2 separate regions of the Homo sapiens genome follow, and region 1 is linked to region 2. Evidence: read pairs that join two places in POLR2A ChIA-PET (ENCODE). Cell type or tissue: PC-3. All regions are shown on one strand. Each heading gives the region's core, and the rest is flanking DNA. Links, peaks and the distances in the headings are about the cores only. Region 1 overlaps FLNB (filamin B). Region 2 overlaps SLMAP (sarcolemma associated protein).

What was found. Peaks named below come from ENCODE experiments on the same cell type or tissue, not always from the same donor. Only the 100,000 strongest peaks of a DNase experiment are listed, where the experiment ranks them.
Region 1: POLR2A ChIA-PET joins it to region 2 with 15 read pairs; 3 of 35 experiments call an interaction of 5 or more read pairs at or near these places.

Annotation. Positions count from the first base shown.
Region 1 is chr3:58,100,250-58,112,748 of GRCh38, forward strand. It overlaps FLNB (filamin B), which reads left to right. Exons shown (of 46, transcript NM_001457.4): 9 at 1,954-2,091; 10 at 3,710-3,836; 11 at 4,831-4,967; 12 at 6,431-6,624; 13 at 8,209-8,322; 14 at 8,930-9,073; 15 at 9,327-9,450; 16 at 9,761-9,921; 17 at 11,542-11,632; 18 at 11,900-12,069. Among named protein-coding and RNA genes, the nearest start is that of FLNB-AS1, 64 kb to the right of the region's middle. RefSeq lists an enhancer at 11,533-11,802. In PC-3, for the core only: no CTCF peak of the experiment used is centred there; no DNase peak of the experiment used is centred there.
Region 2 is chr3:57,850,444-57,862,942 of GRCh38, forward strand. SLMAP (sarcolemma associated protein) reads left to right here. Exons shown (of 25, transcript NM_001377540.1): 7 at 7,290-7,385; 8 at 7,645-7,716; 9 at 10,256-10,396; 10 at 11,506-11,643. Among named protein-coding and RNA genes, the nearest start is that of SLMAP, 100 kb to the left of the region's middle. In PC-3, for the core only: CTCF peaks have their summits at 2,661 (motif pointing left) and 6,407 (motif pointing left); a DNase peak (open chromatin) is centred at 5,038.

The sequences.
Region 1 (12,499 bases), core at 602-8,601, 250 kb after region 2:
GACTTCCTTTTTCTTTTCTGGCCTGTACATCCTATACTATTTAGCATTTAATGAATAACCTTTTTCTTTTAATTTACTAACATCCTCTCTCCCACCTAAATGATTTTACATATGTAAAAAAAAAATATATATATATTTGCAGGGGCGCGGTGGGAAGGATACAGGGTCTCACTCTGTCTTTTGGGCTGGAGTGCAGTGGTACCATCATGGCTCACTTGTAGCCTCGACCTCCCAGGCTCAAATGATCCTCCCACTTCAGCCTCTTGAGTAGCTAAGACTGTAGATGTGCGCCACCATGCCTGGTTACATTTTTTACCCTTTTTTTTTCTTTTTCTTTTTCTTTTTTTTTTTGTTTTGTTTTGTTTTGAGACAGAGTCTCACTCTCTCACCCATGCTGGAGTGTGGTGGTGTGATCTTGGCTCACTGCAGCTTCTGCTTCCCTGGTTCAAGTGATTCTTGCCTCAGCCACCTGAGTAGCTGGGACTACAGGTGCACACCACCACGCCTGGCTAAGTTTTTTTGTACTTTTAGCAGACACAGGGTTTCACTATGTTGGCCAGGCTGGTCTCGAACTCCTGATGTCAAGTGATCCACCTGCCTCGGCCTCCCAAAATGCTGGGTTTACAGGCATAAGCCACCATGCCTGACCTAATTTTTCTTTTTTTTGTAGAGGTGGGGTCTCACTCTGTTGTCCAGACTGGTCTTAAACCCCTGGACTCAAGCAATCTCCCCGCCTCAGCCTCCCAAAGTGCTGGGTTTACAGATGTAAATTATTTTATGTTAAAAGAAACTTTATATCACTTTCACAATGGAAAACCAAAGTCACTTGCCATAAAGTGCCACCGTAAGCTTATGTTCATCCATAAACCATCTAAAATCATCTCTAACTCCAAGGGTATGTGTATGACTCTTTGGGAAGCAGTTGTTTGCCAAATAGCCAGCTAAGGCCATTGCAGGAAGGAGGAACCAGAGGAGGAATTACCTTCCGTCTGTGGAGTAGAGTCCCGTCTTCTGGAGTCTGTGACCTTCCTGTATAGAGATTTGTCAAATTTTCAGTGTTAGATTTGGAAAGGAAAAGCCACTTAATAACATGACATTTTCCCCACTAGTCTCCCGTTTCTATTTACTGAAAAGGTTGTCCGTGCTGGGCAGAAGATTTATTCTAGGGCATAAAGGTATCTTTTATCAACCTCTAGATACCATGGAACAGTAGTTCTGTGGACATTTCAAGTAAGGCATATTGGAAGCTATCTTCGCCCTTAACTTTTAGACTTACAACTCTAGGTTTTCAAGCTAGACCCGGAAATGAAATCAGCAATGGTGTTTACTGCTAATTATTGCCTTTATAGCCACCCACATTCTGAAGGCCTTGTAACAGACAGCACGAAAAGATTGGTCTGCCTCAGCCAAGGTGGGGCTGAACTGGTCTCTTTCCAAGCTGTGTTGGTTGTTTTTGCCTGGTTGTTCAGGCGGAAGACAACAACATTTAGACACTTAAAAATGGCTGACCCAGGTTTTGGAACCCAGACAGGCATTTTCAAGTACTGCATTTTCCAAGAAGACTTGAAAAAGTCCAGTCTATCCAATTACTGAGCCCTTGAGTATGGCAGTGAGGTTTGAATAATGTCCAGCACTCGGCCTTAACTCCCTTTCACAAATGAAAGGTTAAATGCTGGAAGCAGGAGCACAGCATGGATTTGCTGTGCTCTCCTGTTTTCTTTGCCAAAGTCACTTTTCTCCAGTCCTTCTGTGGTGTCACTGGACAAAGTTATATTGTGTCTGTATTTGCTAGCCTGGTGTGCTCCCTGAGTGGGACCCCTGGTCTTGGGCAACTACTGCATACTATTTGTGCAAAGCAAATATTTTCTTGGCGGGTGGCTCCAGGTTACCTTGGCTTTCACGACTCTGACTAAAGAATGAAAGATTGAATTGATGTCAAAACTGTGCTTGCAGCCTGCAATCCAAATGCCTGCCGGGCCAGTGGCCGAGGCCTACAACCCAAAGGCGTCCGTATCCGGGAGACCACAGATTTCAAGGTTGACACCAAAGCTGCAGGAAGTGGGGAGCTCGGTGTAACCATGAAGGGTCCTAGTAAGTGTTCCTTTGTTTCTCTATCTCAGGTGTGGTTTTGGCTAACTTTGCAGCCATGGCATATGGATTTCATCCCACGGCCAGTTGTCCTCAATAATCCCAGAAGGCTATGTCAAGGATTTGAGGCTATCTGGGCTCCTTGGGGAAGACGGCAGTGATTGATTAGTAATGTCTGCCCTGGATGCGGCCAGTGGGTGGCTTGACAGCTTTACATTACATCAAGACTTCTGGGAGTAGAAAAAGCAGTGATGTAAAGGAGTTGGGGAAATGCTGCTGTTGGAACAAGTGGCTCATTTTTTATTTTAGACATCTGGGCTCAGAGAGGAAGGCTCTTGCCTAAGGTCATACAGCGTTTGTAATCATCTGAGCTGGAATTCAAGCACAGTCTCCAAAGCCAGTGATTTTCCCACTACAGGTTACATTTTATAGAGTATGAAATTATGTCAAGTACTTAATTACTATGATCAGTGCTTATAGAAGGAGAATAAAATTCCCTAAGATTAAGTTTTCTTTGTAGATAAATGCCATTTGTGGAGGTACAGGTTAAACCCTGCAACCCATTCTCTCTCCCTCTTTTGGGGAAGGAGACAGCAGATGTGGGGATGGGTGTCTTCACTTTTTTCGTTGGAACAGAGAAGCATTTCAGCACTTCTAGTCTCGGGTGTAGCAGCCTTTGGTGGTTTTACTCCCATGCCTGTGGAATCTTGAGCTTCCTGTACCAGGATTGCTCTTACCTTCTGTGTTCCCAACAGGCTGGGGCAGGAGCATTCTGAGCTCCAGAAAGTTAATATTTGACTTCACAGCACCAGGCTTTGGGTCAGGCTGTGCCCTGAGGGTAGCCGAGGTTCTAGACTGCCCAGACCTGGAGTCAAGCTGCTTGGGGACTGTCTTCCCTCCCAGATTATTCCAACAGGAGCCAAGGAGGGTGTGTGTGTGTGTGTGTGTGTGTGTGTGCACGCGCGTGCATGCCTCTGCGTATGTGTGCGTACGTGTGTGTTTTCTCCTGACCTTGAATACTTGCTTGACTCAACGGCTTTCCTGGCCAAACCTCAGGGCTCAACACAAAACAAGTTCCTGCCTGATGGCTGGGTTTGGAGTTTGCAGCGTCACATCTAAAACCTGTCCTCTTGCAGATAGCGTCTGAGGACTTTCTTGCTTTTGTTGTCCAGCTTTAGATGGAAAAGTATACGCTGGAACACTGAACCTAAAACTCATACCAAATACTTCTAAAGGTTTACTTCTTCCCCAGTTTTTGTGGGGGACTAGGAAGGGTAGCTATGATTATTGGGAAATACTGAAATGTGACTGGATTTATCTTTATGCAGGCCCAGGGAGTTCAGGACCTCAGGGCCCCTCGTAGCCAAGCAAGATTTCTAAAGCCAATTAGCTGGGAAATCCTCCATTTCCTCATACCTTGAAGCAGAGATGGCTGTGTTTTTAGCTTTGAAATAATCTCCCAGGCTTTGAGGGGAGAGGTCCCATACTCTGGGGCAGCCCACTTGGTTTTTATGTATGGTTTATGTTTTGTTCAGTGTGGCTGCCTCTCTGTTCTTGTCCTTTTGATTCTCATTTTGGGCCTAGGATTGTGTTGGAAAGATTATCTCCTTCCTTCCCACAGAGGGTCTGGAGGAGCTGGTGAAGCAGAAAGACTTTCTGGATGGGGTCTACGCATTCGAGTATTACCCCAGCACCCCGGGGAGATACAGCATTGCCATCACATGGGGGGGACACCACATTCCAAAGAGGTGAGGCTCCTGCTGCAGAGGGGTCTTCTCTGGAGGGTGCTCGGCCCAGGGCGGACTCATGGGTAGTTGCTTCCCGGGCTGCAGGAGGGAAAGAGATCTGCTTTGTTGAAAACTTTTTTTTTTTTTTTTTCGGAGCAGCACAGACATTTGGCCTGTTCTCAAAAGCAGCAGAAAGTTGCTGTGGTTTTAGCTGACTTGCTTTAAATCAAATGCTGGTGGTTAGGGGCTGGTGGGAGGCAGGGGAGGCAGAAGGAGCAGTTAGAGCAAATGGGCTGTGTGTCTAGATGCCCGCATATAAACTGAGATTCTCTTTTTCAATGAACTCCTTTGTTCATGAATGCCACGGGGCAGAATCTGCTGTGGTTTACATTAAGACCGTCTACGTGAGTGCTGTCAGGGGCCAAGGGACGCAGTCTACAGCTTTGCCTTGTGGGCATTGCACTTGCCCCTCTGCGTTCTGTGTTTTCCAGCTCCCCTGGAGGTGCAACTTTAAACTCCGAATAAATTCAGTTAGCCTTGAGAAATATTTGGGCATTATTGGGTTCCGAATACCTACCACGCTTTTTTTTTTAAGCCTCCCATGCCAAGGTTACAGCACATTCATTCATGTATGAGATAAAGCCCATTCAACCAAGTTTTCTGGTTATAGCATAAGCAGGATATAGTGTGTGGACTCTCTCACTTTCCAGGGTCATAGTCTGGGGAGGCCTGCACACAAAGGTAAAGGGCCAGGAGGCTGGTGCAAAGCAGCGTGGCTTGAGTGCCAACCCAGTGGCCACCTGAGCTCCCAGAAGCAGTCACATTACATTATATTGTTGACATAACAGTAGCTATGGGTGAGAGGCCTGCAGGAGGAAGGGCTTGGCTGCAGTTTGGGATGCCAGATGAAAGGATCAGGCAAGTGGAAAGAATGTGCAAAGGAACTGCAGCTTATGGCTATAGTGACACCTTACTTTACTCTTCTTTGATGCTTCTTCTATTCCTTTCCCTGTAGCCCCTTTGAAGTTCAAGTTGGCCCTGAAGCGGGTATGCAGAAAGTCCGTGCTTGGGGCCCTGGGCTCCATGGTGGGATTGTCGGGCGGTCAGCGGACTTCGTGGTAGAATCCATTGGCTCTGAAGTGGGGTCTCTGGGTAAGTGGACACAGCTGACCAGCATCTTCTGGAGGACTGAGGATTACAGGGCTTCCGGGCTGTGTCAGGCTGGATGTTGGGGCCTTGCCTAGCCTCAATACCTTTAGCTTCCTGGCCTCCTGGCCACCCTAAGCCATCTCTGCGTGCTGCTGTACATTTGCAGTTGCCTCTGATACCAGCATTGATTCATTCAGGAGACCTTGAGGGCAGAAACCTTATGTGGGTATTGTGCCTAAAACAATGCTTGGAACGTAGTAAACACTTAGCAAATAGTGTTGACTGACCTTTATAGTTTAGATGAATGAATGAATGAATTTTGCTGAAATTTGGATTTGGAAGATAAATATTTCCTTTGGAGCACAGCTGAAGTATATTTTAAATACATGTCTAATGTATATATGATCATTTTATATCAGGAGTCAGCCAGCTTTTTCTATAAAAGGCCAGATGGCAAATATTTTCCACCTGTGGGCCTTATGGTCTCTGTCACAGTTATTTGACTCTGCCGTTGTAGCCTGAAAGCAGCTATAGGAATACGTAAACAAACGTGTGTGGCCATGTTCCAGTAAAACTTTATTTGCAAAAGTAAGCAATGGGCCAGATGTGGCCTTCAGACTGTCGTTTAGCAACCCGTTTTAGGTAATAGCAATAAGCAAAAGAGAAAAATAAGAAATCACATTTAATTTTCCCTTCTAGAGAGATGATATGAATCGTCTTGTATATTCTTAGTCTAGAGATAATATTAAGTCTTTTAGTGTATCCTTCTAGACTTTTTTCTCTATATATGCATGCAAATATTGATTTGGTACAGAAAATATCTTAGACAAGTCTTTATATCTTTATGCGTAAATATAGGGTATGCCTTCATTTTCCATAGCTTCCATGGAATTCCATTGTATGGCTCTATCCATTGTCAGGCTCTTCAGTTATTTCCAGGGTTTTGCTATAAAAACAGTGCTGACTGTGTATCCTTGGTAATTGCCTTCAGATAAAAACCCAGAAGTGGATTTGGTGGTGCTAAGAGTGGGTGTTGGTTCAAGGCTTTTGCCACATGTTGCCACATCTCCAACAGAAGGGTTTGCTGGTTGGACTTCCCCTGTTGGATGATGATAAAATACATATAATGTATTTAATACTATATATATATATATATATATATATCCTCCTGGCCTCAAGTGATCCACCTGCCTCGGCCCTCCCAAAGTGCTGGGATGACAGGTGTGAGCCACCACACCCAGCCCAGGCCTACATTTGAAAAAAAAAAAATATATATATATTTTCCACCCCTTCCATCTCTACTGAAGACTTAATGAGCTTGGTTTTGGAAGAAAGGGATACAAACAGATTTCAATCTTCTGGCCAACACTTGGCTTTTAGGGAGGCAGCGGGAATGAGCTGTCGTAACATAGAATAGGTGCTTTCCACCATATAACCAGGGAGACCCTTCCACCTCCACCCCCTAGGGTTTGCCATTGAAGGCCCCTCTCAGGCAAAGATTGAGTACAACGACCAGAATGATGGATCGTGTGATGTCAAATACTGGCCCAAGGAGCCTGGCGAATATGCTGTTCACATCATGTGTGACGACGAAGACATCAAGGACAGCCCGTACATGGCCTTCATCCACCCAGCCACGGGAGGCTACAACCCTGATCTGGTGAATCAGCTGCTGTGCTTCTGTCTTCTTGTCCCTGGCCCCTGGTTCCTCACCCCCATGCCCGAAGTTGCCTTAAGCAGCATGTTGAGAGATGGCAGAGAGGAATCATTTGGATTTTAGGAAGGAAACAGGCCTGCATTTGTTTGTTTGTTTGTTTGTTTGTTTGTTTGTTTTGAGACAGACTCTTGCTCTGTCGCCCAGGCTGGGGTACGGTGGCATGATCACAGCTCACTGGAACCTCTGCCTCCTGGGTTCAAGTGATTCTCGTGCCTTAGCCTCCCAAGTAGCTGGAACTACAGGCATGTGCCACCACAGCTGGCTAATCTTTGTATTGTTTAGTAGAGATGGGGTTTCACCATGTTGGCCAGGCTGGTCTCGAACTCCTGGCCTCAAGTGATCCACCCGCCTCGGCCCTCCCAAAGTGCTGGGATTACAGGTGTGAGCCTCCACACCCAGCCCAGGCCTACATTTGAATCCTGGTAGTAGCACTTAGCACTTTTATAGTGTTGGGCAAGTAACTTACCTATCTGACTCTTGGTGTCTTCCTCTATAAGACAGGAATGATAGTAGTCTCTGCTTCTAGAGAGCTTCTAGGATGATTCAGGAGGTGGCATGCATAAAGACCGCCTTTGGCTTATGCCTGGCCCATGCAGGGAGCTCCATAAGCTGTTATTTTCTTGCAACTCCGGGGATCATATGTCAGTCTTACAGCCATTTTCTATAGTTATTATTTCAAGGTGCTCCATAGATAAAGGATTTTTTTTTCCTAGTTCCGTGTCTCTTAAGTTGGAGCAATGTTTCCAAGAGTGTCCTCTCAAACCCTTAGCAGGCTGATAAGCATCAAGTCTGAGCCAGCCTGGCTGACAGGGAGTTGGCCCCAGAGGCCACGTGTGCTACTGTTGGCCCACACGGGCAGCTGTCCATAGGCTGATGTCAGTCTGGGCTGGTAGCTACCCCGTTTTGGCCAAATGATATTCCTTTGCCCTCTAGGGCAAATGTTGTCCGTGGTAAAGATTCTGAGTCCCCTCAAAGTGGGAACGTTGAAACTGGGCATGACTAGAGGTCTCTGCCCCAGTTGTTAGAAGTTCTTTAGGTCAACTCAGAATAAGGCAGGGAGCATGGGTTAGTTTGGGCATGGTTTTAGAACAGGGGTTTCCAATATTTTGCCTTCCCTGGGCCACACTGGAAGGAGAAGAATTGTCTTGGGCCACACATAAAATACTAATGATAGCCGATGAACAAAAACAAAAACAAAAAAAAAATTGCAAAAAATTTTATAACATTTTAAGAAAGTTTACAAATTTGTGTTGGGCTGCATTCAAAGCCATCCTGGGCCGCATGCGGGCTTCAGGCCGTGGGTTGGATTTGTTTAGAGAGTTTTCTCCCTTATGAGGGAGAGACATTTGTTTTTAAGTTACAACCTACTTTAGCACTTTACTTCCCATAACCAACCTCTTATGTGGATACTGTAAAACCAGACACAGGTCATTTTGTTCTTCCCCCACCCCCTGGTTACCTGTCTTTGTATAAGGGTTTAGTTGGGGCATTACACAGAAAGAGACTTACTATCTGCCTTTGCTTCAGGTTCGAGCATACGGGCCAGGTTTGGAGAAATCTGGATGCATTGTCAACAACCTGGCCGAGTTCACTGTGGATCCTAAGGATGCTGGAAAAGCTCCCTTAAAGATATTTGCTCAGGTAAATTTCAGGGGGCCACCTGTGCAGGTAATTGTCAGGTAACAAGATCTGACCACGTAATGGCAAGTTGCTGAGTCCATCTGATCTTCAGTTTCCTCATCTGCACCGTGGAAATGATAAGAAGATTATCTTATAGGGTTATGTGAGGGTTCAGTGAGACTACCATGTAGAGTACTGGGCTTTAAAAAAATCAGCTTTCTGATTTATATTCTGTGGAAATGAGGCTTGTTTGTTTCAGGTTATTCTATAATGTCTTTTGGTGTGGCTGAAGCTGCTGAGGCCATGGGGGGAGATTTGTAAACAAGGATTTAAAAAGTATGTTTATTTAATCTAATTGAATTTGGCCAAAGGACTTAAATGCAGGAATTGAGTGGCCAAAGCTTTGTTTTTGGGTCACTTGCTCTTAATAACTAAAAATAAATAAATGCATGTCATATTTTGTCACTGGTTGTCACCGTGTTGTGAAAATATGGCACATTGTAGTTGGTCCATGAAGTTTTGTTGTATAAGCAAGTGGTGACTTGGCTGTCTTGGGAGGCCACAGTGACCCTGTCTGATAGAGACAGTGTGAGGGCCACCTCTGGTCCTAGCTCTGGCTTTTTTGCAGGATGGGGAAGGCCAACGCATTGACATCCAGATGAAGAACCGGATGGACGGCACATATGCATGCTCATACACCCCGGTGAAGGCCATCAAGCACACCATTGCTGTGGTCTGGGGAGGCGTGAACATCCCGCACAGCCCCTACAGGGTAGGTTGTGAGGCAGAATCCTGGCTGTTTTATGGAAATGCCTGGTCATACACCAGGTCTGGGATCCATGCCTGACAGCCAAGGCAGACATATGGAAGGAACCCATCCCTGGTGGGCCTTGAATGATGGAGGGGCCCGAAGGGCAGAGTGCTCCAGCCTGCTCAGAAGAACTATTTCTAACAATGTTTTTTAATAGTATTTTACTGGGTCCAAGTGGAGGAGAACTTGATGACCTTCTCCATGTCTTCTCTAGGTCAACATCGGGCAAGGTAGCCATCCTCAGAAGGTCAAAGTGTTTGGGCCAGGTGTGGAGAGAAGTGGTCTGAAGGCAAATGAACCTACACACTTCACGGTGGACTGTACTGAGGCTGGGGAAGGTGAGAAAGGGCTTTGTTCAACCCAGTGATCATTGCTCCGTGGGGAAGGCAGTTCTTTTCATAACGTTTCAATGCCTTTTGAACTAGGAAGTAGTCCATCTGAATAGGTAATCATCTACTGAGCCTCTGAGTCATTCCTTAGTGATATCTTTGCTAATCCATCATCCCTTTCCCCAAATCCTTACTCTTTCTCAGGTTTCTTACTAGAAACTTCCCAATTGCTTTTTGAGGGTGTTAACCTGAGCTGGAAGAGATTGCACAGGACATGCTGTTTCTTGTAAGCTGGTGCTAATAAGCTGGTCTGTTCCAGGTGATGTCAGTGTTGGCATTAAGTGTGATGCCCGGGTGTTAAGTGAAGATGAGGAAGACGTGGATTTTGACATTATTCACAATGCCAATGATACGTTCACAGTCAAATATGTGCCTCCTGCTGCTGGGCGATACACTATCAAAGTTCTCTTTGCATCTCAGGTACGTGGTGGGGCCTGGGAGGAGATGGGTGGAGTAGGCCTGGATTCTCTTTGGCCACTTGTGTGCATGTCTCATCTACTTTTTGGTGTTTTGTTAGTATTATTATTTTTGAGATGGAGTCTCACTCTTTCACCCAAGCTAGAGTGCAGTGGTGTGATCTTGGCTCACTGCAACCTCTGCCTCCCAGGTTCAAGTGATCCTCCCACCTCAGCCTCCCAAGTAGCTGGGGACTACAGGCTCATACCACCACCCAGCTAATTTTTTTTTAATTTGTTTTTATTTTTTTATTTTTTTTTTGAGATGGAGTTTTGCTCTTGTTGCCCAAGCTGGAGTGCAATGGCATGATCTTGGCTCACTGCAACCTCTGCCTCCCGGGTTCAAGTGATTCTCCTGCCTCAGCCTCCCAAGTAGCTGGGATTACAGGCCACCACGCCTGGCTAATTTTTTTGTATTTTTATAGAAATGGGGTTTCACCATGTTAGCCAGGCTGGTCTCAAACTTCTGACCTCAGATGATACGCCTGCCTTGGCCTCCCAAAGTGCTGGGATTCTAGGTGTGAGCCACCGTGCCTGGCCACTCAGCTAATTGTTTTGCATTTTTAGTAGAGACGGTTGCCCAGACTGCTCTCGAGCTCCTGACCTCAGGCCCACCTGGCCTCCCAAAGTGTTGGGATTATAGGCATGAGCCACCACATTTGGCCTCCTTTTTGGTGTTTTACTGACAGGGAAGTTGTCTTGAGAACACTGCTCAATCGTTTTCTCTCTGGCTCCTTACAACCAAGAAGGAAAAAAAATTTACCCAGAGCTAAATTATTACCACTTTCTAACAAAAGTGAGGCAGTGTGTTCAGTGGTTAAAAGCAGGGGTCTGGAGAGAGACTAGTTTGTAATAAATTTTCATCAATATTTTGGTTGAAATGCAGTTAGCTTCTAGATATGTTCTACTTTGATGCCTTTGAAGCAATGACTGTGGTCTCCACCCTTAAATTTTTATAGAGAGAGGTGATTTGAAGTTTCAGGTATGCAATAGTGAAGATAGGGTGAGCAGGATCCTGAAAGAGAGAATTTTGAAATCCTAGGGATTAAAATTAACCTTACATAAAAATGGAAATCTTAGTAGAATGTTCTGTGCCTAAAGGTAGTGGTCTTGACATCCATTTAACCTCTTCTGCCTTTATTCCAATAGTCTGCAACATTCTTTTTGAAGAATTATAATCATTCTGTCTCTGATCACTTCTTGCATTTCCCCAGACCTTAGCTCTCAGCTGTCCCTGGAGGACATTTCCTTCCCCCAGCCCCATGTATTATTGTCGTTTTTGGTTTTATTCTTGTTGGCATTTTTCATCCTGAGTACTCAACATTCAGTATTAAAGGCTCAAAGTCCTCGGGTTTGTTTGTGACATCAGGGATCCAGGCATTAGAGAGTGACCTGTTATAGAAGGCCCTTTCCCAATGCTGGGCCCTTTTGGCTTATCTTACCCTTCTGTTTACCTGTGGTAATAGAAGTCTGCTCACCACTCGCTAAGTCAGAGTGATGCTAAGGTTCACCCTTTGTTGAAGGCTCCCTGAGCTCTGGCTGTTGCTTCAGGGGCTTTCCTACTAAGACTGTGTCTCTGCTACAGGAAATCCCCGCCAGCCCTTTCAGAGTCAAAGTTGACCCTTCCCACGATGCCAGCAAAGTGAAGGCAGAAGGCCCAGGGCTCAGCAAAGCAGGTAAGATGGCACGTCTAGGTTGTCCTGGGCCCCTCTGCCAGCCGGTGGCACTGGGCGTGTTTCATCCACGGCCTTGAGGAACTTCATCTCCACCAACACCAACACCAAGCTGGCAGGTTTTCTGTGCAGCTCTGATGCAGCAGTGGCTGGCCAGGCCCGTTGCTGGCTGTCATAATAGACCTGGTGCTGTTGAACCTGTCTGACGGGTTCTCAAAGTGAAACTACTCCAGCTGGTCTGTCTCCTCACTTCACAGTATATCTTTCCAGGTGTGGAAAATGGGAAACCGACCCACTTCACTGTCTACACCAAGGGGGCTGGGAAAGCCCCGCTCAACGTGCAGTTCAACAGCCCTCTTCCTGGCGATGCAGTGAAGGATTTGGATATCATCGATAATTATGACTACTCTCACACGGTTAAATATACACCCACCCAACAGGTAGGGTCCTTCTCCCCTCTGCTCCCCTGGCCCCCAGCCAGGCCCCTTTCTATGCAGTCGGTGCTGGGTCACTGTGGACACCAAGGGGTGTGAGAGGTGCTCTGCCAAAGTGCTCCCTGATGGGAGGCAGCTCCTGGCACTTTGAACCCCTCTGGGAGCACCTATAGGAAGCCCAATGGGTTCTATCAGGTGAACTGCAGAATTCCCCAAAAGCAAGCAGGAAGCTGGTCCCATATCTCCACCTTTGGTTTGCATTTTATCAGAGAAATGCTCAGTTCTTGATATTCAGGCCCTAATATCTATCTTTCTGTTACACATGTGCACACATGTGCACACACACACACATACACACACACACGTGCATTCCCTCGCGGCCTCACCAGCTGCCTTTTAGTCTTTTCATTAATTACCCACAGAAAAAGAGCTGCTA
Region 2 (12,499 bases), core at 1,857-9,856:
GGTCTCGCTCTGTCTCTCAGGCTGAAGTGCAGTGGCATGATCAGAACTCACTACAGCCTCGAACTCCTGGGCTCAAGTCTTTTTCCTGCCTCAACCTCCCAAAGTGCTGGGATTATAGGTGTGAGCCGCCATGCCGAGCCCCAAAACAATTCTTTATCCATAGATGACTTTTGTTTTGTTTTATTTTATTTTATTCTGTTTTATTTTTGAGATGGAGTCTCACTCTGTAGCCCAAGCTGGAGTGCAGTGGTACAATCTCAGCTCACTACAACCTCTGCCTCCTGGGCCCAAGCGATTCTCCTGCCTCAGCCTCCTGAGTGGCTGGGACTACAGGCATCCACCACCCACAGCTGGCTAATTTTTTGTATTTTAGTAGAGACAGGGTTTTACCATGTTGCCCAGGGTGGTCTCAAACTCCTGAGCTCAGGCAATACACCCACTTCAGCCTCCCAAAGTGTTGGGATTACAGGCATGAGCCATGGCGCCCGGCCCATAGATGACTTTTAAATAAAAAATAACTGGGAGAGATTTTGATTGCTTAATAATATTAATAGCAAGTAATTATATAGCACTTATTATATGCCAAGCTTCATTCTAGCACTTTACCTATATTATTTAATTCTCACAACAGTCTTACAAGGTGCATATTTTATTCCTATTTTTACAGATAGAGTAACTGAGAGGCAGGAAGATTTAATAATTTATACAGTATCACATATCAAGTATATGGTAGAGCTGGGATTTGAACCTGGACAGCCAGACCTCAGATTTTCTGCTTTGTGTAACTACTGTGCTGTGCTGCTGGATTCACAGAATAATTTCTTGGTGTAGAGCAGATACTGCTTCAAGTTAATGCCATATTTAAAGAACCGTATAAATCTTTAAAAAGCAAACAAGTGTTTTGGGTTGTTTTTTTTTTTTTTTCTGGTTTTTGTGGGTTTGGGCTAGATTATGTTTCTTATTCTGGTGAGGGAGCATGGTTAAAGAAAACTCCTGGATCAGGAGATTAGAGACTGAGGTATTTTTTGTTTTTGTTTTTTTTTTTTTGAAATGGACTTTCGCTCTGTCACCCACGCTGGAGTGCACTGGCGCAATCTAGGCTCATTGCAACCTCCACCTCCCGGGTTCAAGCAGTTCTCCTGCCCCAGTCTCCCGAGTAGCTGGAATTAAAAGCATGTGCCACCACACCTGGCTAATTTTTTGTATTTTTAATAGAGTAGAGTACATTTTTAGGTTTCACCATGTTGGCCAGGCTGGCCTTAAACTCCTGACCTCAAGTGATCCATCCACCTTGGCCTCCCAAAGTGCTGGGATTACAGGTGTGAGCCACCGCACCAGGCAAGATTGAGGTTTTTATCTTAGTTCTGCTACTCAACCCACTTTTGTGACCTTGAGTGAGTCATTTTATGTGGGTAGGCCTTCAGTTGTCTTTTGTTTCAAATAATAGAACCAAACCTGTGATCCTGGGTCCCTATATTCTTTTTTGAGGTGGAGTCTTGCTCTGTTGCCCAGGCTGGAGTGCGGTGGCGTGATCTTGGCTCACTGCAACCTCCACTTCCCGGGTTCAAGCGATTCTCCTGCCTCAGCCTCCTGAGTAGCTGGGACTACAGGCATGTGCCACCACGCCTGGCTAATTTTTTGTATTTTTAGTAGAGAGGAGGTTTCACCGTGTTAGCCAGGATGGTCTCCAATCTCCTGACCTCGTTATCTGCCCACCTTGGCCTCCCAAAGTGCTGGGATTACAGGCCTGAGCCACCACACCCGGACCCCTACATTCTTTTATAGGAATCAATCAGTGAGAACAGTTTCATCTTAGTTAAGAATGTACACATCTATGAAAATGAACAGAAAATTATCAATGTATTAATCAGATCTTATCTTCCACCAGGCATAATGTATGCATAGAAAAACATTACACATTTGGATTTTAATAGAGTATTTAAGAGTATTCTAAGCCAAAATTCCCTCATTTAATCCTTGGCTTTAATTTCTGACCTACTGGAAAAGTTGTTTAACCCTTTTGTGCCTCATTTTCCTCATCTGTGAAATGGATATAGTAATAGCACTTAACTTACACAGAATTGTGAAGAATAAAAAAATTAATATATGTAAAGCACTTAGAACAGTTCCTGGCACATAGAATGTATGCCATAAATGTTAGTAGTTTACCATTCAATAGGAAGGCACATTAATTAAGCTGCTTATTATTAGAGGTGGAAGAAAACTTTGAGATTAATGTAGTTTAAACCTCATTTTTCATATGAGAAATGTGGGGCTCATATAGGTTAAATTATTTGCCCAGGCATGTATACTACTGTTACTAGTCATCGTGGATAGCAAATCTCACTCCCTCACTCTCTCACTCTTTCCAACCTTCTTGTTCTGTGAATATCCCTAGTGTCCTAATCCTCTGCTGTTCCTTTTCTAGCTCTTTGAGATAAAATTATACCAGTCTTTTCTGTATATGTTCTTATTGAACTGCTAAAGTTCTAATGTAAATTGTGAACATTTTAAGTAAAAACTGGAATAGATGCATTTTATACCTTAGAACTAACTAAAAGACCATTCCTGGACATATTAGATTTCTGTTAGGATATAGTTCATGGAGTTAAACTCTAAATGGAATTGAATTAAAAAGGTGAAATTACACCATCTAGTGGAAGTAGATTCTAAAGATATGGTTGGTTGATGGTTTTGTTTTTCAGTAAAACTTTTTGCAGCATCTGAGTGATTTCCTGAATGTTAGGAATGTTTTAGGAACTTAAACTTGGCAAATAGTCTCTTAAGTGAAGCTGTGTTTTAATATGGATTCTGAGGTGTATGGCTTTTTATTAGATTCTTTAACCGATAGCTTTATTATAACCTATAGCTTATATTAAAATGTAGTACCTCTAAGTAGACAAAATTTTCCGTAGTCATTATTTATCAAGGATGTGGAGAGCAATAAATTAATGCTTTAAACCTCAAGTACTATGTTTGAAGTGTATACTTCTCTGTTGAGGTGTCTCAGAGGCGTTAGGGTCATAAGTGTTCCTCTGGATAATGACAGGAATAGAACAAGGTGAAGAAGGTATGCCAAAACCACAACTAAGTGCTATGAGCATTTCACCTTGATTCTGAGTAAAGGAGTCTCGCTTAACAGCTATTAACTGTTAACAAGCCACCTAAAGTTTAGACTTTGTACACCAATGTCTTTCTCTGTAAAATATATCTTTGGGCTGGGCACGGTGGCTATGCCTGTAATCCCAGCACTTTGGGAGGCTAAGGCGGGCGGATCACCTGTGGTCAGGAGTTCGAGACCAGCCTGACCGACATGGAGAAACCCCCGTCTCTACTAAAAATACAAAACCAGCTGGGCGTGGTGGCGCATGCCTGTAATCCCAGCTACTCGGGAGGCTGAGGCAGGAGAATGACTTGGACCCAGGAGGCGGAGGCTGCGGTGAGCCGAGATCATGCCACTGCACTCCAGCCTGGACAATAAGGGTGAAATTCTGTCTCAAAAAAAAAAAAATTATATATATATATATATATATATATATATATATATATATATATATTTACATATAATATATATTATATATAATATATAATGTGTATATATATACACATAACATATATAACACATTATATATATATATTATGTGTAAATATATATGTATCTTTGGATATATATATCTTTGGAGCTGCCAAATAGTTATTTAATTCTCCCATTATAAGTCCCTTAATTACATTGAACCAATATTCAGTGGACTCTTACCTATTTTGGTATATTAATTACTGCTAAGTGTTATATAGTCAGAGAGAATCAGAACACCTGAAAATGCAATAGGCTGTGCGAGTGAAGCAATCTCTCTTTTTAAATGTATATATTGGCCGGGCACGGGGGCTCTTGGCCTGTAATCCCAACACTTTGGGAGGCCGAGGCAGGCAGATCACTTGAGACCAGGAGTTCAAGACCAGCCTGGCAAACATGGAGAAAGCTCATCTCCACAAAAAATACAAAAATTAGCTGGGCATGGTGGTGTGCACCTGTAGTCCCAGCTGCTCAGAAGGCTGAGGCATGAGAATTGCTTGAACGCGGGAGGTGGAGGTTGCAGTGAGCCAAGATCATGCCACTGTACTCCAACCTGGGCTGCAGAATGAGACTCTGTCTCAGAAATAAAACAAAAATGTATACGTTTATATAAACAACATTTTTAAAAGGAAAAATTAAAAGCTATTTCTATTTTGGATATCATACTTGTGCAATTAAGCCATTATAAAGTATTTTTGCTGATGACCAGATTATCTTGGCTTCAGTTGGAATGAGTTTGTTCTGAGATGTATATATTTCACATATATTCACATATATGTGTATGTGGTTGTATATATACACATGTATACATGTATATACTATCATGTATCGCTTAACAGGCATATGATCTCATTAGGTGATTTTGTCTTTGTGTGAACATTATACATTGTACTTACATAACCTAGATGGCGTAGCCTATTACACACCTAGGCTATATAGTGTAGCCTATTGCTCCTAGGCTACAAACCCATACAGCATGTTATTGTACTGCATACTGAAGGCAGTTGTAACACAATAGTATTCGTGTTTAGAAACATATCTAAACACAGAAAAGGTACAGTAAAAATAACAGTATAAAAGATAGAAAAAGGCTGGAGGCAGTGTAATCCCAGCACTTTGGGTGACCGAGGCAGGAGGAACACTTGAGGCTAGGAGTTCGAGACCAGCCTGATCAACTTGGCAAAACCCTGTCTCTACTAAAAATACAAAAATTAGCTGGGCATGGTGGCACATGCCTGTAGTCCCAGCTACTCGGGAGGCTGAGGTACCAGAATTGCTTGAACCCAGGAGGCAGAGGTTGCAGTAAGCCGAGATCACACCACTGCACTCCAGCCTGGATGACAGAGCAAGGCTCTGTCTCAAAAAAGAAAAGAAAAGAAAAGAAAAAGATAGAAAATGATATACCTGTACAAGGCACTTACCATGCATAAAGCTTGCAGGACTGGAAGCTGCTCTGGGTGAGTCATTAAGTGAGTGGTAAGTGAATGTGAAGGCCTGTGACATTACTGGACATTACTGTAGACTTTATAAACACTGTACACTTAGGCTGCTTTAAATATATATTTAAAAAGTTTTTGGGGCAGGCATGGTGGCTCATGCCTGAAATCCCAGCACTTTGGATGGCTAAGGTGGGAGGATCTTTGAGACCAGGAGTTCAAGACCATCCTGAGCAACATAAGAACGCCCCATCTGTTAAAAAAAAAAAAAACAAAAAAAAAAACTTTAAATAAAAATATTAGCTGGAGGTTGGGTGCGGGGACTCACACCTGTGATCCCAGCACTTTGGGAGGCCAAGGCGGGCGGATCACTTGAGGTCAGGAGTTCGAGACCAGCCTGTCCAACATGGTAAAACGCCGTCTCTACTGAAAATACAAAAATGAGCCAGGCGTGGTGGTGCTGCATGTCATCCCAGCTACTCAGGAGGCAGAGGTGAGAGAATTGCTTGAACCCAAGAGGCGGAGGTTGCAGTGAGCCAAGATCGCGCCATTGCACTCCAGCCTGGGCAACAGAGAGAGACTTCGTCTCAGAAAAAGAAAAAAAAAAAAATTAACTGGGCATGGTGGTGTGTGTCTGCCTCCTAGCTATTTGGAGGGCTGAGGCAGGAGGATCATAAGCTCAGGAGTTTGAGATTACAGTGAGCCATCACTTAGTGACATCATCATGCAACAGCACTCCAGCCTGGGTGACAGACCTAGACTCTTGTCTCAAAAAAAGAAAAAAAAGTTCTTCTTTCTTCAATAATAAGCTAACCTTAGCTTGCTGTAACTTTTTTACTTTATAAACTTACAAGTTTTAAAACCTTTTTGACTCTTGTATTCACACTTAGCTTAAAACACAAACACGTAGTACAACTGTTCAAAAATATTGTTTCTATTCTTAATTTATAAGCTTTTTATTATTAAAAATTTTTTAAACTTGCTTTTACTTTTTAAACTTTTTTGTTAAAAATGAAGACATAAGCACACACATTAGCCTAGGCCTACACAGTATCAAGATCATCATTATCACTATTTTCCACCTCCACATCATATCCCACTGAAAGGTCTTCAGGGGCAGTAACATGCATGGAGCTGTCATCTCCTGTGATAACAGTGCCTTCTTCTGGATACCTCCTAAAGGACCTCTCTGAAGGTATTTTACAGTTAATGTTTTTTTCTTTTTAATAAGCAGAAGGAATGCACTCTATAATTAACAATAAAAAGTATAGTACATGCATAAACTGATAAAGTCATATAATACTATTATGTATTATGTACTATATATAATTATATGTGCTATACTTTTATATAACTGGCAGCACAGTAGGTTTGTTTACACCAACATCTCCTCAAACACGTGAGTAATGCCCCCTTGTGTTACAATGTTAGGATGGCTATGATGTCATTAAGCGATAGAAATTTTTCAGCTTCATTGTAATTTTTGGGGACTACTGTGTATATGCAGTCTATAGTTGACTGAAATGTTGTTTTGTGGTGCATGACTGTGTATGTGTGTATGCATAGATATATGTCTACATACACACAGTGTGTATGTATGTGTGTGTGTGTATAAAATGCAAACCTGAAACATTTGTTAGCTTTTTCTATTGTATGTTTTTAAAAACTTGCTCTTCCAAATTATGAATAAAAAGAAAACAAAAAACAGGTGACTTGTTTTCTATTATGGGAGAAGTTGCAGTTAGAGAACCTCTAATAGCAGTACTTTCAGCCCAACAAATGAGACTAAAATGATGTGGCCCATATACATGGAGTAGCCATTTCCTATCTGCAGGGAATATGTTCCATGACCCCCAGTAGATGCCTGAAATCACAGATAGTACCAAACCCTATATCTACTATGTTTTTTCCTATATATACACATACCTATGATAAAGTTTGACTTATAAATTAAGCATAGTAAGAAATTAACAATAATAATAAAATAGAACAATTACAACAGTATACTGTTATGTGAATAAAAGTTATGTGAATGTCAACATTCTGTCTGTCTCTCTCAAAATATCTTGTACTGCACTATAACTGAAACTGTGGAAAGGGAAACCAGAGATAAGCGGGGACTGCTGTATGTTTTACAAAGTACTATCAAGTTTCACTACTTTAAAATACATCAAGTGGGATGTAATATGAAAATATTTTAGAATATGCTGAAAATTGATCACTCCTCAAAAGAATCATGATGAGCTTATTAGAATCTGTTTTGTGATTTGTAATACTAGGAGGCCTTACATCGGGAACAAATGTTGGAACAGAAGTTAGCCACGCTTCAGCGGCTACTAGCCATCACCCAAGAGGCTTCAGATACCAGTTGGCAGGTATTCCAGTTGTTTTATATTTAAGAAACATTTAAACATAGTTTAATATTCCATACATGTTAAATAAACTAAAATGTAGCAAACAAAGACAAAGTTATTTCCTAACTAATGAACAAGTTGTTGAAGATTTAGCATTTTACAGTGGATGCTGGTCAGTTTTACGCTTTTATATCTTTTGTTGTCAGTAGCAACCTTTTTTTATATACATGTGACTTTATAATTACTCGGGTTTTACTTACATTTAATTTTTCTTCAATAGGCTTTAATAGATGAAGATAGACTCTTATCACGGTTAGAAGTTATGGGAAACCAATTACAGGCATGCTCCAAAGTAGGTATTAACCTCAAATGTGTAAAATGAAATGCATAGTTTTTTATGTAACATCATTTCTTTGACTATCATTTTGAGTATATGCTAAAAACTTCATACATTTCCACAATTCTTTTAAATCTTTTGTGCTGAGAAACGTCAGACATCCATGTAAATAAAAATAATTACATAATGAATACCCATGTACAAGTCTGTCTTTTTTCTATTGCAGTTAATATTTCTTGAAAAAACTGGGTCATTTGTCCTCTAGAATTTCCCTCAGTCTGCATTGTTATTTAAACATTTTTTAGCTCCCCCTCCCACTCCATAAAGTAGTAGTTCCATCTAGAGATTTGATGTGATTTAGGTTCAGTTTTTCTTTTTGTCAACAACACTTTATGGATGGTATTGTGTTCTTCCACCAAGGGACAACATAATGTCTAGTTGTCTTTCTTTTTGAGATTTTTATCAATCATTGATGATCCCAGGCTAGATCCATTATTTCATTACGGTTACAAATAAGGCTGGGCGCAGTGGCTCACACCTATAATCCCAGCACTTTGGGAGGATGAGGCGGGCGAATCACCTGAGCTCGAGAGTTCAAGACCAGTCCAACCGACATGGAGAAATCCCATCACTACTAAAAATACAAAATTAGCCGGGCATGGTGGCACATGCCTGTAATCCCAGCTACTCAGAAGGCTGAGACAGGAGAATCCCTTGAACCCAGGAGGCAGAGGTTGCAGTGAGCCAAGATCGTGCCATTGCAATGTAGCCTGGGCAACAAGAGTGAAACTCTGTCTCAACAACAACAACAACAACAAAAAAGTTACAAAAATAATGATGTAATTCTGTTATTCCTTCACTTATTTAGCTGGGTTACTTCTATAAAGAGAAGTTTCCTTCCATACACAGTGGCTCATGCCTGTAATCCTAGCACTTTGGGAGGCCAAGGCAGGCGGATTGCTTGAGGTCAGGAGTTCAAAACCAGCGTGGCCAACATGGCGAAACCCCGTCTCTACTAAAAGTACAAAAATTAGCTGGACATGGTGGCATGTACCTGTAATCCAAGCTACTCAAGAGGCTGAGACAGAATTGCTTAAACCCGGTGGGGGTGGAGGTTGCAGTGAGCCAAGATCGCACCTCTGAACTCCAGCCTGGGCGACAGAGCGAGACTGTCTCAAAAAAAAAAAAAAAAAAAGCGGGGGCAGTTTGAGACCAGTATGGGCAACATGGCAAAACCCAGTATCTACCAAAAATTAAAGATTTGCTTAGCATAGTGGTACATAACCTGTAGTCCTAGCTACTCGGGAGGCTTAGGTGGAAGGATCGCTTGAGCCCAGGAGTTTGTGATTACAGTGAGTTATGATCGCAGAACTGCGCTCCAGCCTTGGTGACAAAGAGAGACCCTGTCTCTAAAAAAACGAAAAAAGGAAAAACAATGGCCATTGTTTTTTGTAACTTTGGCATCAAAAACCAAATACCACATGTTCTCATTTATAAGTGGAAGCTAAGCTATAGGTATGTAAAGGCATAAAGAGTGCTATAATGGACATTGGAGACTCAGAAGTTGGGAAAGTGAGAGGGGAGTGAGGGATGAAAAACTCCCTATTGAATACAATATACACTACTCAGGTAATGAGTGCACTAAAACCCCAGACATCACCACTACATAATTCATCCATGTAACCAAAAACCACTTGTATCTCTAAAGGTATTGGAATAAAAAAATTTAAATAACCCTGAGGTATGTTTTCTACGGGGAAAGCAAGATAAGTGATTTTCTCCCCTTATTTATTAGATTTCAGAATAATGAATTGGTGGTTTTTCATCTACCAAAGACTGGCCATGAAGTGTTTTCTCACTCCACTTAGATTTAAACATATTTGATGTATTTAAATCTGGTGCAGTTGTTTTTCTTGTTTTAGAGACAGGGTCTTGCTATGTTGCCCAGGCTGGTCTTGAACTCCTGGGCTCACGCAATCCTCCCATCTCGGCCTCCCAAAGTGCCACGGCCAGCCTATTTTTCTTATTGATGCTCAAATTATCCCATCTTTGGTCTGTGTAAATGTCTTCAGAGTGATAGCTTCATGCTGTCATTTCAGACAAGATGTTTCAGGCTCATTTTGTACTTTTCCTGCCCCAGACATGAAGTCTGCTTTTCCCCCATGGTACTCTTATTCCTTTTGTTTTAACCATTGTTTCAGAATGCTTGGTGCCTTTGAAGGTAATTGATTATTTTTGCCTACAAATGTGAATATGGTGGCTTGCAGAAAATATGACAAATATAAAAGTAACTAATTTTGTATATTTTAGGGAAATTCTCAATTGCCTATAACTTTTTTTTTCTATAGGAAGTGGAAATTAGTAAGTTTGTGAAGGCATAATTTACTTATGCAACTTGTAAATACATCTTTAGTTAATACAGGGCCAGAATCATTTATGTTTGGAGGTACCTTAATATATAATTTAAAGTATATCATAATGTGTTAATTTTTTTCAAACAATAAATGCTTTTAAAAAATAACTTGTCTATAATTATAAATATCTTTTATTGTAGAATCAAACAGAAGATAGTTTACGAAAGGAACTTATAGCATTACAAGAGGATAAACATAACTATGAGACAACAGCCAAAGAGTCCCTGAGGCGGGTTCTTCAGGAGAAAATTGAAGTGGTTAGAAAACTTTCAGAAGTTGAGGTATTTCAATCAAAAAAAAAATACTAAATAGTATTATGAGTGTTCAAAAAAATCTCAAGCATTCCAGGATACTTTAAACTTGGGTATTATTATATAGTTAGGAAATACTTTCTGTCTGTCAGGTGGGAAGGAACAGTTACGCTGCTTTCATTGACAGCAATTCTCCATGTGAGTTTTGGTACTTACTCCCTAGTCAATGGCTGAGGAAATAAAAGCGTAACCAGGGAATCTTATTGTTTGCATTCTGCTTAGGATTCACCCTCCATACAGCAGACCATGATATGTGCTGGGGAATTGATTTCCTGTCACTTGGTTTTGCTTTGCTTCTATTTGAGGGGGGTCAGTGTAAGGCCAAGAGTCTACACTACTTGTTCTTTTTTAATTCACTCTGCAGAGAGGAAAACTAGCTGTGTCATATATTTAGGAAGTTCAAAGGTGAAATCATCTCCAAGGTCCTTTCTAGGTCTTGGAGGAGCAATCAAAATGCAATTTTTATTGCTTTGGGGAAAAAAATTCTAATTCATAATATAGATCTTTTCTTTGAACCACTGCAAAATTACCACATAAATAATGTATTACTAGAATTAGTTAAAATGCTCATCAGAAACTAAATGGTAAACATACCTTTCCTTACTACAGGTATAGTTTGTATTGCTACCTCATCCCATAGTGCCTGATTCACTGTTGTGTGATTAATTTGATATATAAAGAAAGTTACTAAGTGTCTTTTAATTTTTTATTAAATTGATTGCTGGATATTATTAAACTTGCTTTCAAGGATTGATAGGCTTAAAATATTTTCACAGCTAAAAGTCATACCCATTGGCCTTTCAAAAATGTAATTATATAAAGGCAGCATCCTTTTCCTGCCCCTGCTCTCCCTCCACTTTTATTTTTTTGTTGTTTTTGTTAATTCTTAGTTATGTTTTCTGTTTTAGTGTGAATTGAAATTCTTATGTTATTTGACTCAGCTTTATTTAAAGTCCAGGGCAGATGTTGATTTAGAATAGTCCATAGAATTATACTTTTTATAAATTTCATTTAGAAGGAATTCTAAATAACAAATATACACTTATTCTAATTAAATTGCCTGTAAACTTGAATCGCAGCGAAGTCTGAGTAATACTGAAGATGAATGTACCCATCTGAAAGAAATGAATGAAAGGACTCAGGAAGAATTAAGAGAATTAGCCAACAAATATAATGGAGCAGTTAATGAGATTAAAGATTTATCTGATAAATTAAAGGTATGTATTTACTCTGCCTGAAAGTATGTTAAGCTAATAATCCCTAACACACTAGATAGCTTAAGATTTTAGGTATTGCTTTAGCTGGGCGTGGGGTGGCGGGCGCCTGTAATCCCAGCTTCTCAGGAGGCTGAGGTAGGAGAATTGCTTGAACCCAGGAGACGGAGGTTGCAGCGAGCTGAGATCACGTCACTGCACTCCAGCCTGGGCGACAGAGCGATACTCCATCTCAAAGGAAAAACAAACAAACAAACAAACAAAAAACAGTTTGGGCCAGGCGCAGTGGCTCACGCCTGTAATCCCAGCACTTTGGGAGGCCGAGGCGGGCAGATCATGAGGTCAAGAGATTGAGACCATCCTGGCCAACATGGTGAAACCCCGTCTCTACTAAAAATACAAAAATTAGCTGGGCGTGGTGACACATGCCTGTAGTCCCAGCTCCTTGGGAGTCTAAGGCAGAAGAATCACTTGAACCCAGGAGGCAGAGGTTGCAGTGAGCCAAGATTGCACCACTGCACTCCAGCCTGGCGACAGAGCAAGACTTCGTCTCACAAAAAAAAAAAAAAAAAAAAAATTCAGTTTGAAAACCACTGGTATAGATAGATATTTTGAATTGATTTGCATAGTCTCCTTGAATGTGTTAAATTATGCTGAAAGTATGAAAGCAGGATGTAGGTGGTACTACATATTAAATAAGATTTCTATAAAAAAAGATTTTAGGTATTGCTGAATAGTTATTGATGTAAAAATTTGGTAACAGTTGAAATTTATAGTGAAAATAAGGTGTCTGTATTCCATTTAGCCCAACCTCCATTACTATAGATAATTGAAAGCCTGTAAATGCTGACATAGTTCC